2 separate regions of the Homo sapiens genome follow, and region 2 is linked to region 1. A link is an interaction called in ENCODE POLR2A ChIA-PET data of the cell type or tissue named here. Cell type or tissue: OCI-LY7. All regions are shown on one strand. Links, peaks and the distances in the headings refer to the core of each region. The heading gives the core; the rest is flanking DNA.

Evidence for each region. Peaks named below come from ENCODE experiments on the same cell type or tissue, not always from the same donor. Only the 100,000 strongest peaks of a DNase experiment are listed, where the experiment ranks them.
Region 2: POLR2A ChIA-PET joins it to region 1 with 5 read pairs; 6 of 35 experiments call an interaction of 5 or more read pairs at or near these places.

Annotation. Positions count from the first base shown.
Region 1 is chr14:89,405,712-89,413,573 of GRCh38, reverse strand. FOXN3 (forkhead box N3) reads left to right here. Exons shown (of 6, transcript NM_005197.4): 2 at 1,084-1,640. The coding sequence starts at 1,098. Among named protein-coding and RNA genes, the nearest start is that of FOXN3, 7.6 kb to the left of the region's middle. In OCI-LY7, for the core only: no CTCF peak of the experiment used is centred there; a DNase peak (open chromatin) is centred at 3,476; H3K4me3 peaks cover 1,358 bases; H3K27ac peaks cover 1,373 bases.
Region 2 is chr14:89,311,875-89,319,736 of GRCh38, reverse strand. All of the region lies in intron 3 of FOXN3 (forkhead box N3), which reads left to right. Among named protein-coding and RNA genes, the nearest start is that of FOXN3-AS3, 34 kb to the left of the region's middle. In OCI-LY7, for the core only: no CTCF peak of the experiment used is centred there; no DNase peak of the experiment used is centred there.

The DNA.
Region 1 (7,862 bases), core at 2,254-4,753:
GCAGCCTCAGCTTCTTGGGTTCAAGCAGTCCTCCCACTCAGCCTCCCAAGTAGCTGGGACTACAGGCACATGCCACCATGCCCGGCTAATTTTTGTATTTTTCATAGAGATGGGGTTTCGCCATGTTGCCCAGGCTGGTCTCAAACCCCTGGGCTCAAGTGATCCTCCTGCCTCAGCCTCCCAAAGTGGTGAGATTATAGGCGTGAGCCACCATGCCCAGCCTGTTCATTTGTTTTCTAGGTAGATGCTTGATTTTCTTACTGTTCGTTTGTGGGGGGAATTAAAACCTAACAGTTTTAAACCAAGCATATTGTTTTAGCGCTACGGAGAGTGGGAGACCTTTTTGGTTATCTTTACTGTTCTTTCTGTGTTACGTTGGGTGCTGGAGGGTTGAACATGCTTTGTGTCTGTAGGGGTCATTCTGTTTGTAAACGTACCACCTCCTCGTTTTCTTTTCTCATCAGATGTTATTTTACTCCGTGTTCTAGGTCATTGATAAAAATGGGGATGGTGGTGGGTCGGGGTGGAGGGATAGAATTCTATGGCATGTTTTGTTGAATTGAATTGAATTTGCTGTCTTGAAACTGGCAGTTGCTCTCCTGACTTTTTTCACCAGCTCTAATTTCAGTTAATGGCTTATCTTACATTCCCATGTATTCTGTGTGGTACCTGAAGTTACTTGCTTTTCTTCTGTTCTGGAAGAAAAAATAATTCACAGTAAAATTTAACGTACTTTAAAACTGGTCTCCTGGTCTCAAGCAATCGTCCCGCCTCAGCCTCCCAAAGTGCTGGGATTACAGGCGTGAGCCACCGTGCCTGGCCGGTGTTACTGGTCTTATTTTATTTAAGGGGCATCAGGTCACCTTGCTATATGAATGGCGGGCTGATTTTTCTCATCAGCCTATCTCTCTGTGGTGGAATTGTGGGATTGTGTTGCTTAGTGTGGGAGTCACAAGGTGGTGTTCCTGTGTAGCAGGGGTTCCATAGAGGCGGCAGAGGGAGGCAACAGGATCAGAGGGGTACAGTCTGCCTTTCTGTTTTGGGCCTCGCCAGCTCATCATTTCTTTGTGATGTCTTTACTAGGAGCCTTCACGTAAATGGGTCCAGTCATGCCTCCCAGTAAGAAGCCAGAAAGCTCAGGAATTAGTGTCTCCAGTGGACTGAGTCAGTGTTACGGGGGCAGCGGTTTCTCCAAGGCCCTTCAGGAAGACGATGACCTCGACTTTTCTCTGCCTGACATCCGATTAGAAGAGGGGGCCATGGAAGATGAAGAGCTGACCAACCTGAACTGGCTGCACGAGAGCAAGAACTTGCTGAAGAGCTTTGGGGAGTCGGTCCTCAGGAGTGTCAGCCCCGTCCAGGACCTGGACGATGACACCCCCCCATCCCCTGCCCACTCTGACATGCCCTACGATGCCAGGCAGAACCCCAACTGCAAACCCCCCTACTCCTTCAGCTGCCTCATATTTATGGCCATCGAGGACTCTCCAACCAAGCGCCTGCCAGTGAAGGATATCTACAACTGGATCTTGGAACATTTTCCGTATTTTGCAAATGCACCTACTGGGTGGAAAAACTCAGTGAGACACAATTTATCATTGAATAAGTGTTTTAAGAAAGTGGACAAAGAGAGGAGTCAGGTAAGCCTCTGTGTCTGGAACCCAAGGTTTTCTTTTTTTTTTTTTAATTTAAAATTTTTCTCTATTAAAAATGAATTTCTATTCACCACATTGAAGTAGCAGTTGTAAGTGGGTTTTAGTCTATTTAATTCATTTAGATAATTTTAAAGAATTTCCTTTCCCTAAGCCTATTAGTTATGTACTGTTTATTAGCATTTGTACTATTTGAGAGTTTCCCACTGATAGGGTTTCCATAAAGATAAAACAGTGGTTTACAGAATTGATTAGTTCTCAGTTAACATCCCTCAGTGTGGATGGGTCACTTTGGTTTTAGGGTCTTAACAAAGGTCAGTATTCCAAGGACAGCCATTAACCGTGAAGTATGTGTGTGTATATACACTGCCACCATGGGCTAGAGAAAAATGGTGTTTCTTTTTTTCCCTGAATATGAACTAGGAGAAGGGAAATTTCTCCAGTGTTCTGGCATAAGTGGACAGTGATGAACATTGAGAAGAGACTTGAGTATACTTACGCTCGCAGACTAAACAGACATGAGTTGCCCAGGTGACTGTCATGAAATCTGGTGTCTGTATAAGTGACAACTTTGAAATTCCCGGCTCAGAGTGAGGGTCCCATTAGAGACTGACTTTTAAAAAGTTTAATATTGACTTTAAAGCAGAGGTCCCCAATGTTTTTGGCACTAGGGACCCATTTTGTGGAGAGCCAAGGGGGATGGTTTTGGTATGAAACTGTTCTACTTCAGATCATCAGTCATTAGATTCTCATAAGAAGCACGCAACCTAGATCCGTTGCATACACAGTTCACAGTAGGGTTTGTGCTCCTATGAGAATCTAATGCCACCGCTGATCTGACAGGAGGTGGAGCTCAGGTGGCAATGCTGACCTCCTGCTGTGCAGCCCCGTTCCTAACAGACCACTGATTGGTACATGGCCCCAGGTTGGGGACCCCTGCTTTAAAGCCATAGTTTGTACTTCATGGTCAGTGAAAAGAAGACGGTTTTAATAATTTGCTTTCTTTTTCTTTCTTTTTTCTTTTTTCTTTTTTTTCCTCTTTTTTTTTGGGACCAGGGTCTTGCTCTGTCACCCAGGCTGGAGTGCAATGGTGTGATCACTGCCCACTGCAGCTTTGACCTCCTGGGCTTGAGTGATCCTCGCATCTCAGCCTTCGAACAAGCTGGGAGCACAGGTGTGTGCCACTACACCCTGCTAATTTTTATACTTTTTGTAGAGATGGTGTCTCACCATGCTGCCCAGGCTGGTCTCAAACTTCAGGGCTCAAGTGATTCAGCCACCTCGGCCTCCCAAAGTGCTGGGATTACAGGCATGAGCCACCACGCCTGGCCTATTTTTGTTTTAAGGAACATAATAGGTTTCGTAGAAATTGGGCAGCTGTTAAGAAGTGGAAAACAAAATTGTGATCTGACTTTGAGCCCTGAAAAGTAATGCAGCCGCGGTTAAGATAAATTGCCAGAGAAAGTTCCTTCCACTAAGTTTTCATGTGACTGTGTTTTCCCGCTTTGTGTGTTGTGTTAATAATGCTGCTGTGTGCAGCTGGGGTGCTGGTTCTCCCTCTTTTTGAAGTTCAGGTTCGGGCGCAGGACCACTGTTGTGTGGGATCAGTGGCTGTGCGGGGCTGGGGCCTTCAATTTCTTTCTCTCTGGCAACATGTCACCATTTCAAGTAGAATCTTGAGCCTGAGAATATTCTCCTTGTCTTTGGCATGGGAGAGTATGAATCAGGAAGTGGCCAACCGTATTGCTCCTTGCTCAAATTGGACGTGTTTGTGTGCAAATGCTCTTCACTCGGTTTCTGTTTGAGATGGGGGGTGGGGACGCGGGGCTTGGGGAGGGGTGTTGCCTGGGAGGAAAGATGTGGGCACTAAGGAGAGATTTACTTTGATCACTGGTGCAAATGATGCCTGGGTCGAGCGTGCAGATCTGAATATTCATAAGTTTCTGGTTCCCTCCTCCCCAGGTCCTTATTTTTGTGTAGCTGTAACCATCAAAGTATGCCCCTTTAATCAGGGAGAGGAATTTCCTTGACCATGAAGCTCTTTCTCCTTCCCTCCGTATCTCAGGTTGGGCATTTGGAGAGCCACCTCTGGACTTGGCTTTTTTTGAGTGCTTTAAGATTATTCTTTGAGCTTAGAGGACATTCATTGCTCCTCTGTAAAGAACCAGGTCTGTGGTATTTAAAGCTTCTGTATAGGTGGGTCTTTGTGGCAAGAAAGGGAAAGTCTTCAAAAGCAATTCCAGACTGAGAACGTGGAGAAGAAAGTGCTGCTCAGGTCCCCCAAAGCCTCACAGCAGTGATAAAGCAACAAACAGGGCGTTTAGTTTGGTGTAAAACGAGTCTGCAAGTTCCTGCATGCTTGAATCTTCGTGTTTGACATAATGCCGGTGCACATAGAAGTAATTTAGCAAATGCACACTCTGAAATGTTAGAAAAGACCAACGCCAAGGCGTGCAGCGAGACTTGGGAACATTATTCATCAGTCAGCCTTGGGAGTGACAAGTGGGTGTTGGATGCCCTGTGTTGAGGCACACTGGGAGGAGCTGTTCTCCCGCCATGCGACCCCCCCGTCCCCCACCGCTGGATTCTGGGAGTCATGTTTTCCAGGGATGAAGATTGTCAATCCGGATACATTCAGGTATCACCTGTTGAAAGAGAATGGTTTTAAAGACTTGAGATTGTTAATGTTATGAAACATTCAGTTCTGGCTTCCCAGCCATCCTGACCTGTGTTGACATGTTTCTGATCAAATGCCAGTCAGTTTTGTGGTTGGGAGTTTGTTCCCAGCATTTGCGATTCTGTGAGAACAAAGCAAGAGGTGTGAGTTTTTCCACTTTTCTCCTCTTTCTTGGGTTCCCCCAGGCCAGCTGCTGGCTGCTGTGAGAGGTGCAGGCTCCCAGGTATGCTCAGGTACACCCAGGTCCTTCCAGGGCATTGACCTGGCCCAGTCACTTGGGGTATGCTACTATGGCATTCTCCCTGATACTCTGCCCAGTGAAAGCTCCTTTAGCTCTATGGGTAAACTTGTTTTTTCCTATGAGATTTTATTTGGCGGGAGCTCCCACACTGAAGTTGCCTTCAACACAGTGACTAAATGCACCTGAAGGTTGGTGAGAAATACCTTAAATTGAACGAGAACATTGAAACCTTGCAAGTTGTATGCAGTGAATTAGCTATTCCACTTTTAATTTTCTTCTGAAAGTGAAGAATACGGTTAGGCTTGACGTAGCAGTGAAAATGTGGAATCCTGTGTGATCCCTGTCCCTGAGGGCTTGGAACACATACCCTGCTGGACAACTGTTTGGCTGGGATGTTGGGGAGGGAACATACTAGATTACATCACCTGTGGCACTTAAAAAACAATTCCCAGCCGGGCACGGTGACTCACACCTGTAATCCCAGCACTTTGGGAGGCCAAGGCGGGAGGATTGCTTGAGTGCAGGAGTTTGAGACCAGCCTGGGCAACATGTATGTCTCTACAAAAAATACAAAAATAATTGGCTGAGCATGATGGCATACTCCTGTAGTCCCAGCTACTCAGGAGGCTGAGATGGAAGGATGGTGTGAGCCCGGGAGGTGGAGGTTGCAGTGAGCCGAGATACAGCCTAGGTGACAGAGCCAGACCCTGTCTCAAAAAAAAAAAAAATTCCCGTTTTCTTGGGCCCCTTTCTGGAGATTGTGATTCATTAGGTGTGAGGTGGGTTGGGGAAAACTGGTAGTTCTGCTAAGCTTCCTAGGTGTTTCCAGCATGGAGCCAGGTTTGAGAATCCCTGAACTAGGTGCCCTCTTGAGGTCTTTCCAGTTGCTGAGATTTCATCAAGAGCATGTTCTCATGAATGAGTCAGTCAGGGCAAAAGAGACAGCTTGGCTTTCGTTTTATCTCTGAAAGGACTTCAGAAGATAAGAGTTTTATTTTTATTTTTGAATCACGGAAATTTTCAAACATACACAGAACTAGAATCGTATAATGACTTGATATACCCCCATAACACACATCCTGATTCAGTAGTTGACAAAGGTTTGTCACACTTATTTTATTTATTCTTTTTTGTTGTCGCTGTTTCTGAAGTTGTTTTTCGGTTTTTTGTTTTGAGACAGGGTTTCACTCTGTTGACCAGGCTGGAGCGCAGTGGCATAATCATGGCTTATTGCAGCCTCAGACTCTCATGCTCAAGCCTTAGCCTTAGCCTCCGAAGGGGGGACTACAAGTACATACCACCATGCCTGGCTAATTTTTTTTTTTTGTATTTTTCATAGAAACGGGGTTTCGCCATGTTGCCCTGGCTGGTCCCAAATTCCTGGCCTCAAGCAATCCTCCTGCCCCAGCCTCCCACAGTGCTGTGGATTATAGGCATGAGTCGCTGCACCCAGCCTTGCTGAAGTAGTTTGAAGCAGATGACATTTACAATTCAAACATTTCGGTATACATAAGAATAATTGACGGTTTCTTACATAACAACCATGCTCAAGTCCCCCCTAACAAAATGAACAATTATTTGGTGTTGCCTAATGCCAGGTCCATATTCAGATATCCCTGTTTACAAAATGTTTGTTTGAATTAGGGTCCAAATGTGGTTCCTGCAGTGCCTTTTGTGATGTTTCCTGTCTGTGTCAGTCTGCAGCACTCCTATGCCCTCTTTCCTTTTTCATTCCCTTCCCTGTTAAAAGAGACCCATGGCTTACACTATAGAGTACTTGCATTCTGTTTACTTCCTTGTGATTTCGTGTAACTTGCTTCTCTCTCTCCTTCTATTTCCTGTCAAATGGAAGGAAGTACGAACGTCTGGGTCACATTCTGGATATATCACTTCCAGAAGCCTGGTCATCCCCCTCTTGGGGAAGCTGAGATTGAGCCATGGGTTCACATGAGGTCACTGTTCCCTACTCTATAAAATTTCTCATTAGTTTTTTTTTTTTTTTTTTCATTTCGTCTATGGATGATCTGTGCCTAAATCAATTAAGGTAGAGTTTTAATGTCTGGGATTAAGTTTTACACTCCCTAAATACAGGTCTTACTTAGGAGTGTAAGATTAGCATGTACTAACCTCTCTGAGTACTTGTAAATGAGAAGTAGAATGCAGTTATTTTTTTCCAGACTGGATTATAAGGTATGTGTGTATTTCTATTTCTGTGCCTTTTTTTTTTAACCTTTCCTCTTGCTACTTGAACAAAAAACATTGTCATCAAAGGGTTTATAAAGGAAACACTGTACAAAAGTATGTTTATTATATCCAGAGCTGAGTGCTTTAAATACAATTTTAGCTTATAAATATAGGCATGCTTGCTTTGTGCTTTCCATATGCAGTATCTGATTTCTTCCTCACTAAACCCTATGAAGTAGGCCCTATTATTTTCTTTCTTAAAATAGATGATGAGTTAAGCTCTGAGTGGTTAAGTAACTTGCTAGAAGTTGCACAGCTAGCAAGTGCAGAACTTACTAGGAACCTAATTGGAAGGAACCTAATTCCTTCCAACTTTTTAAAAATTATTGATTTAATTTATTTTTGAGACAGGGTCTCTGTCACACAGGCTGGAGTACACTGGCATGATCATAGCTCACTGAAACCTTGAACTCCTGGGCTCAAGTGATCCTCCTGACTCAGCCTCCCAAGTAGCTGAGAATACAGGTGCATGCCACCACATCCAGCTAATTTCAAGATTTTTTTTTTTTGTAGGGCTGCGCACTGTGGCTCATACCTGTAATTCCAGCACTTTGGGAGGCCGAGGCAAGCAGATGACTTGAGCCCAGGAGTTTGAGACCAGCCTAGGCAACATGATGAAACTGCATCTCTGCAAAAGATAAAAAAATTAGCTGGGCATTGTGGCACGCACCTGTAGTCCCGGCTACTCAGGAGGCTGAGTTGGGAAGATCGCCTGGTGACAGAGCTAGATCCTGTCTCCAGAAATAATATATTTTTAGTAAAGGTGGGGTCTTGCTGTGTCGCCCAGTCTGGTCTTGAACTCCTGTCCTCAAGTAATCCTCCCAATTGTGAGCCACCATGCTTGGCCCGATTCCCTCCAATTCTGAAGGGCATGTGCTTACCCCTGGTGCTTGCCTAGGCCTTCTCAGTATAGCAGACATTGTAGATGATCTCTCTGTGCTTCCTTTAAATATCCTGTGAATATGGGTTATAGGGGATTGAAATAACCCAAATAAACCCAGAATTAACTCTGGGGGCACAGGATAGAGAAAGGCAAATACAGAGTATA
Region 2 (7,862 bases), core at 3,181-5,680, 95 kb after region 1:
CTACATCATTTCCTCCAGTGCAGAAGATTGAACATAGCAAGTCTGAGGGTTCTCTCCTTAGAAAGTTCTGCTTGCAAGGTTAGCCCTTGGTTGGTGTCTGCAAATTTGGATTTCAGGAGGGTTCTCAGCACTCCCAGACCTAGAAGTGGGGCTCCTGGTGCCTGCATCGTTTGTGGAAACACTGTGGTTGGTGGAAGAAGTCTGACATTTTGGTGTGCTCTAGGCATAGGGTGTCTACCTGAAGAGTCCCCAGTAAAAATCTTGGGCACTGAGGCTCTGAGGCTCTTCCCTTGCAAACAGCACTTCATGTGTGCTGGCAGGATGTGTAGCTGGGGAAGCAAGTGCATTCTGTGTGACTTTCCTGGGTGGGGGCTTGCATCTGGGTTCCTCTGGACTTCACCCCCATGCACCTTTTCCCTCTGCTATTTGTGCTTCATATCCTTTTGCTGAAATAAATCATAGCCATGAGCATGACTGTACGCTGTGTCCTGTGAGTCCTCCTAGTGACTCACTGGGGGTGGTCTTGGTGACCCCTCACATACCTTCCAAAGCTGTTCTGCCTCTTGAATTTTCCTGCCTCCTCAGGTCTTTCTCTTCACCCCAGTACAACCCAGTATCCAAAGTCAGCAACTCAGAATTGTCTTTGATTCTTCCCTTGACTCAGGTACCAACATCCTATTGATTTTGTCTCAGAAGTGTCCTCTTGGGCCCAGGCCCCTGGTGGCCTTTCCTGTTGGCCCAGTCTGGGCCCTCAGCACCTCATCTTCACACTCCCTGCAATAGCTTCTCTGTCTGGTGTTTCTGCCTCCGTTCTCCATTCCAGCCCGTCTTTGATGTAACCATTGTTTAGTCCAAAACCTAGGTTGAGTTGACATTGCCCATGAAATAGAATACAGATGCATCGGGTCGGCGGCTTCATCTGGCCACGGTGCAGGAAGGCAGGGAGAACCCGGATTTGAGTGGTCAGCTCCACCAGTCACTGCTGCGCACAACCAGGCTATATCACCTGTCTGTGCATTAGTGTCCTTGTCTGTATCTGAGGATAAAAACACTGCCTTTCTCATAGGGTTGATGCAAGGATTAAATGAGTGAACATTTAAAATCCTTAGAACACAGCCTGACACATAAAAGGTGCTTGATAACGGTTAGCCAAGATTATGTTTTATAATTATTTCTTGGCATTCTCCCCTCTGGGCTGTGAGCTGCTTCCTGTATTGTGCCTGGCTGTAGCTTTTTAATAACCAATTGCTGAATCAATGAATGAGAGAAAGAAAAAGGGGCCGGGTGTGTTGGCTCACACCTGTAATCCCAGTACTGTGGGAGGCTGAGATGGGTGGATCACCTGAGGTCGGGAGTTTGAGACCAGCCTGGTCAACATGGTGAAACTCCATCTCTACTAAAAATACAAAAATTAGCTGGGCATGGTGGTGGGCACCTGTAATCCCAGCTACTTGGGTGGCTGAAGCAAGAGAATCACTTGAATCTGGCAGGTGGAGGTTGCAGTGAGCTGAGATCACGCCATTGCACTCCAGCCTGGGCAACATGAGTGAAACTCCGCCTCAAAAAAAAAAAAAGAGAAGAAGAAGAAGAAAGAAAAGAAAAAGGGAGGGAAGGAGGGAAGATTAAAACATAGTTACTACTCTAAAGAAACTTACTGGCTAGTTGGGGGATATAAGATGCCCTAATATAGCAGTCCCCAACCTTTTTGGCACCAGGGAGTGGTTTCATGGAAGACAGTTTTTCAGTGGTAGGGGACATAGTTTTGGGATGAAACTGTTCCACCTTGGATCAGGCATTAGTTAGATTCCCATAAGGAGCGCGCATCCTAGATCCCTCACATGTGCAGTTCACAGTAGGGTTTGCACTCCTATGAGAATCTAATGCTGCAGCTGATGGGACAGGAGGGAGGCGAAGTCAGGCAGTAATGCCTGCTCGCCTGCCGCTCACCTCCTGCTGTGCAGCCGGTTCCTAACAGGCCCCGAACTGGTACCATAAGAGGTTCAGGGAAAGGAGGGATTTCTATGGGGGGGGAAAGGAGGTAGGTTCAATTGTTGCAATCAAAGGTGCCAAACTCCTATTTGTCACCATTTCAGATCCCACAGAGAAAGAGGAGTGTCAGGATCCGGTGTGCTTCTAAGAGACAGTCGTATAAGTGAAGTCTTCCTGCGGGACCCTACACTTTACCCCTGCTGAAATTTGCCTTTCCCTCAGGTGACATTTTGAGCTGCTTAACAGGAAACAGGCACTTTCAGAAGTACAATGACTGTCTAATGATTTCTGAGTGATTCCCTCCAGGGTGTCTAGATTTCTTCCTGGCTCTCAGAGGTAGAAGGAACTCTCAGAGGACATTTACCTGTCAGCTCCAGCACTAACACCCAGAACTCTTGCCTTCTAAAACATCGCAGGAAGTGGGGTGGCTGTTCCTGAAGCTGGCATCACTGAGCTGGTAGGAAGAGTTACCTTGAGTGAGCTGCTGTTGAATGTAAAACAGCTGTGCCATGTGCAGATGATTTCATCCTATGAGCTTCCTCACTCACTGTCAGAGGCCAGGCTTTATAAAGTATTGTCAATTGCTTTTACTGTTTTACTTATTTTTTGTTTTTTTGCATTAGGTACCCACTAAAGTCACCTGTCAAACTACATCTTGAAGCCAATTGCAGTCTTGAAATCCTGCTTTGTGGTGCAGGTTCTACTGCATAGAATGTTATATGAGTTAGCTCCTGCTGCTGATCAAACACCTCAAATTAATGGCTTAAAAGAATCATCATTGGTGGCCGGGTGTGGTGGCTCACTCCTGTAATCCCAGCACTTTGGGAGGCCAAGGCTGGCAGATCACCTGAGGTCAGGAGTTCAAAACCAGCTTGGCCAACATGGCGAAACCCCGTCTCTACTAAAAATACAAAAAGTAGCCAGGCGTGGTGATAGGCCCCTGTAATCTAGCTACTCGGGAGGCTGAGGCAGGAGAATCACTTGAACCTGGGAGGTGGAGGTTGCAGTGAGCCAAGATCGCACCATTGCACTCCAGCCTGGGTGACAGAGCAAGACTCCATCTCAAAAAAAAAAAAAATTCATCATAGGCTGGGCGCAGTGGCTCATGCCTGTAATCCCAGCACTTTGGGAGGCTGAGGTGAGAGGATCACTTGAGCCCAGGAGTTCGAGACCAGTCTGGGCAACATAATGAGACTCCATCTCTATATTAAAAAAAAAAAAAAAAGTAGTTGGACATGGTGACACGTGTCTGTAGTCCTAACTATTCAGGAGACTGAGGTAGGAGGATTGCTTGAGCCTGGGAGGTCGAGGCTGCAGTGAGCCATGATCTAGCCTTGGTGACAGAGTGAGACTCAAAAAAGAAGAAGAAGAAGAATCATTGTTTGCTCAGCAGTTCTGTATGTTGGCTCAGCTTGAATGGCTCATCTCTATTCCTTGTGGTGTTAGCTGGGCTCCCTTGTATATTTGGACCTCAGCTGGGATGTCTGGGACAGCTGGGGCCTGTCTCTGTGGGGTCTCACATCCTTCAGGAAGCGATTCCAAGCTTTTTCACTTGATGGCAGAAGGGTTCCCAGCAACAAGAGAAAGCAAGCCCCAATACACAATACGCAACAGTTTCTCCTTGTGTCATATTTGCTAATGTCCTATTGGCTGTAGCAAGTCAAGAGGCCAAGCCAGATTCCTTTTGGCGGGGACCACAGGAGGGTGTGGGTACAGGAAAGCATGATTGTCATGGGCCATTGCTGCAGTAGTTTATAACAAGGAGTTTATCTAGGATCTTGGGAGAAGGGAAAGCAGCATCATTCTTTAGAGAGTTGCCTGGGATAGATGCAGCCAGTGGTTAGAGAGCTCCACTCACCATCTGCATGGGCCCCTTTAGCCCCACTTCCCTCTGTGACCAGCAGCTACACATAAGCTTAAGCCATCTGGCTCACAGATTGATGGGCACTCAGTCCCACAGGAGCCACCAGGAGAATATGGCTGGATCAGCACAAATCTGATGTTAATGCTAGAAAAGGAACTCAGAGCTGGTATGCAATATAGCCCACGCAGATCTTTCGGCAGAGTGACATCTAAAATTCCCTGCAGTTTTCTCAGCCTGCCCTGAGTCTGAGCTGCATATTCATTCTGTTCGACAGCAATTCTGGGGTCTGCCTGTTCTTTGTTCCTCTAACCGTGCTGTGGACAACATTCTGAGGACAGCAAAGCCATGGAGGAGAGTTCGGGGAAGGGGGAGAATCAAAGACATGCCTACGAGACTGGACACCCAGATTCGTTAGTTGGGTTTGCTGCCCTTGCCTTTGATCTCCTGTGCAAGTGGAAGGGTGAGCTGATGGACTATTGACGCCTGGCTTCATCCTCGTTGTAACGATCTTATTTTCACTGTATATCCTTTCAGGGTTATGCCGACGTTAAAGATTTTATTTAGCAATTATTTGTGCTATCTCATCAAGATATTGCTGTGTGATGCTGCACCAAGAGACAATAATTCAGGAAATGATTTTAAGATCAGAAAGGTGTTTGGATTTAGAGTCTAGAATGAGTAGGAGAAGGAATAAAAAGGATCGATGGTCTTTGTGCCCTAGAATGATGCTGGGCCCTGGGCATCAAAGACACATTTATCACCCCCTTCTCTTTGTTTGTCTGAGCCAGGTGATATGGAGGGGGCTGATCTGGTATCAAAGAACATCTATCAAGTGCATTTAGGAAAATAATTCAAGGAGATGACTAGGCTTTCTGAGACATGATTACTGGGGAGGTGACCTTTATTGCAAGCCGTGAAGAGTAATTAAATTTGAGCAAGAAAGAAATTTCCATTCTTTTAGGCTGAGTTTATGAGAGTGTCTCAGATTAAGCAAATTCAACTGTCTTGGTCACTGAAAATCTCTTACTCTGTTGGGATTTTTGAAGGTTCTCGGTTAGCTAACATCAACATCATTGAGAAAGATGGCTTCAGTGACTGTGTCTGTATGTTTGTGCATACACGTGTGGCCTAGTAGGGAAACACAAGCAGAGCTCCACACCACCCTGTCCATCTCATGTCTGTCTTTTCCCAGTTTGAGATCCACAAACTGAGCTCATCTTGGCCACCATGGTGTCCCTAAGACTTTGTGTGTTGCACGACACTTATTAAGCACTTAAGAAGTCTTTGTTGAATGAATGAATCAAGAAAATCTGGAAGAGGAATTTTCTAAAAGTATCTTTAGTTGACAGTTTTTCTGGAATTAACCTAGACATTTTAATGGTCACAGAACAATGACTGATGATGTCATTTAAGTTCTTTTGGTTGAGCTGAGATAAGAAATGAAGCTGACAAAACAAGTGACCAGAGTTAAATTTATACACTATTAAAAACAAGTAAACACTCACTGCCAAAGACCCACACTCCTGAATGACTTAGATTACCAGCCTAGTGTAGTAAAATATTTATCGTTTTGTAGTGTATTAGTATTTTCCCAGAATTAAAATAGCTTATTGTATTTTCTAATTATTAAGTCAATATATACTCATGTAGAATGGTCAAACAATAAAACAGTTTAAAGAACTGAATAAAAGTATCCCTACTTCTGTGTTGTTACATTTTAAGAAAAATTTTTAAAATTTTCTTTTTAATTCTTAATTGTGGTAAAATACCCATAATGTAAAATGTACTTTTAATCACTTTTAAGTATAGTTCAGTAGGGTTAAGTATATTCACACTGTTGTGCAACCAATCTCTAGAACTTTCTGCAAAACTGATACTCTCCAACTCCCCCTTTCCCCCTCTCTCCAGCTCTGGGCAACCACCATTCTACTTTCTGTTTCTACGAATTTGACTACTCTGGGTACCTCATATATATGGAATAATATAGTGTTTGTCCTTTTGTGACTGGCTTCTTTCACTTAGCGCAGTGTCCCCAAGATTCATCCATGTTGTAGCATGTATCAGTACTTTTGCCCCTTTCAAGGCTGAGTAATACTCTCTTGTATGTATGTATAATACCACATTTTGTTTATCCATTCGCCATCGAGGGACATTTGGGTTGCTACTGTGAATACTGCTGCTGCTGTGGACATTGGTATTGGAATATCTTTTCACATGTGACTTTACCCACACAAACTTTACTTGTGCCTGAGCTCATACTGCATGTGCTGCGTCATACAGTAGTATACATGGACTTCGTCTCTTGTCAATTCTTTTTTTTTTTTTTTAAGACAGCATCTTGCTCTGTTGCCCAGGCTGGATGCAGTGCCATGATCTCGGCTCACTGCAACCTTCTCCTCCCAGGTTCAAGCGATTCCCCTGCTTCAGCCTCCCGAATAGCTGGGATTACGGGCATGCGCCACCACGCCCAGCTAATTTTCGTATTTTAGGAGAGAAGGGGTTTCACCATGTTGGCCAGGCTGGTCTTGAACTCCTAACCTCAAGTGATCCCCTGCCTCTCAAAGTGCTGGGATTACAGGTGTGAGCCGCTGCGCCCGGCAGTCTTGTCAGTTCATATGGATACACAGTACTCTTTTTTTACTATGTGTGCAATGTCCCCTTGTATGGATTCATCTGTTTGTGGCTGGACATTTTGGTTGTTTTCCATTTCTTTATGTTATGCCTCAGTAAACATGCAGAGACTTAGACCTTTGCACCCTTGCCTGGTAATAAAAATCCTAACAGTTGGGTCTTAGGCTGGATTCTCTAGAAGCAGAATCTGAGACAGGGACTTGGTTGTGAGTGATTTGCTGAGGGACTGTTCTAGAGTTGTCCTCTTTGGGACAAAGCGACAGGGCTTTTGTACTATCAGTCATTTATCTTGTAATCCCAGGCCTCTTGAGACCTTCAGCGAAAAGGATTTCTGTAGAAGGTGGTGGTTGTGAGCTTACAGGGCAGTCGGTAGTGGGGGCAGCCTCTAACACAGAGGATATGGGTTGAGGTATCACTGCGAGTGCTCATAACCTCTGTGGTCCTGTCTTTAGGCCTGGTGCTATGCTAAGTACATAAATGCAGTTCTAACAGTCCAATGTTGTAGGGGCTAGTAGTATATATCTACTCTACAAGTAACTTTCCCAGGGTCTACCAGCTAGCAAGGTGTGGTGGGATTGTAAGACACACTCAGGTCTGTCCAGTATTAAAGCCCGAGTCCTTTTATTGGTGGGCTGTAGAATGTAAAGTTTAATTCCTAGAAGCTGAATTTATGGACCAAGGAGATAGACATATTTATCCCAGTTTCTTTCCCTACCCCTTCTCCAAGTTATATCAACTTAGATGTCCTGTGATATTATATTTGACTGTTCTCCTGTCATCCCTGGGTCTTGTCAGTTTTTTAAGTATCTGCTAATCCAATTGATAGAGATTTTTTTTTGGCTTGATTTTCCTTACTTTTACAATTGCTGAGGCTGACACCCTTGCCCGTGTGGATTGGCCAGCTGTATTCTTCTCTTAAGGCCCAGTTTTTAGTCCGAGGGCCTTGGCTTCTTTTTTTTTTTTTTTTTGAGACCGAGTCTTGCTCTGTCACCCAGGCTGGAGTACAGTAGTGCAATCTCGGCTCACTGCAATCTCTGTCTCACAGGTTCATGTGACTCTCATTCCTCAGCCTCCCGAGTAGCTGGGATTACAGGTGCCCGCCACCACACCCAGCTACTTTTTGTATTTTTAGTAGAGATGGGGTTTCACCATGTTGGCCAGGCTGGTCTCAAACTCCTGACCTCAAATGATCCGCCTGCCTCGGCCTCCCCAAGTGCTGGCATTACAGGTGTGAGCCACTGTGCCCGGCTGGCCTTCACTCATTTTTGATGGTTCTTTGCATCCGGGTTTGAATTGTCCTAATCTCCCCCATGGATTTGAATGCTGCATTTATAGTACACTCGTTTTGCACCAGTGCTTTGTTCTATTTCTAGATTTC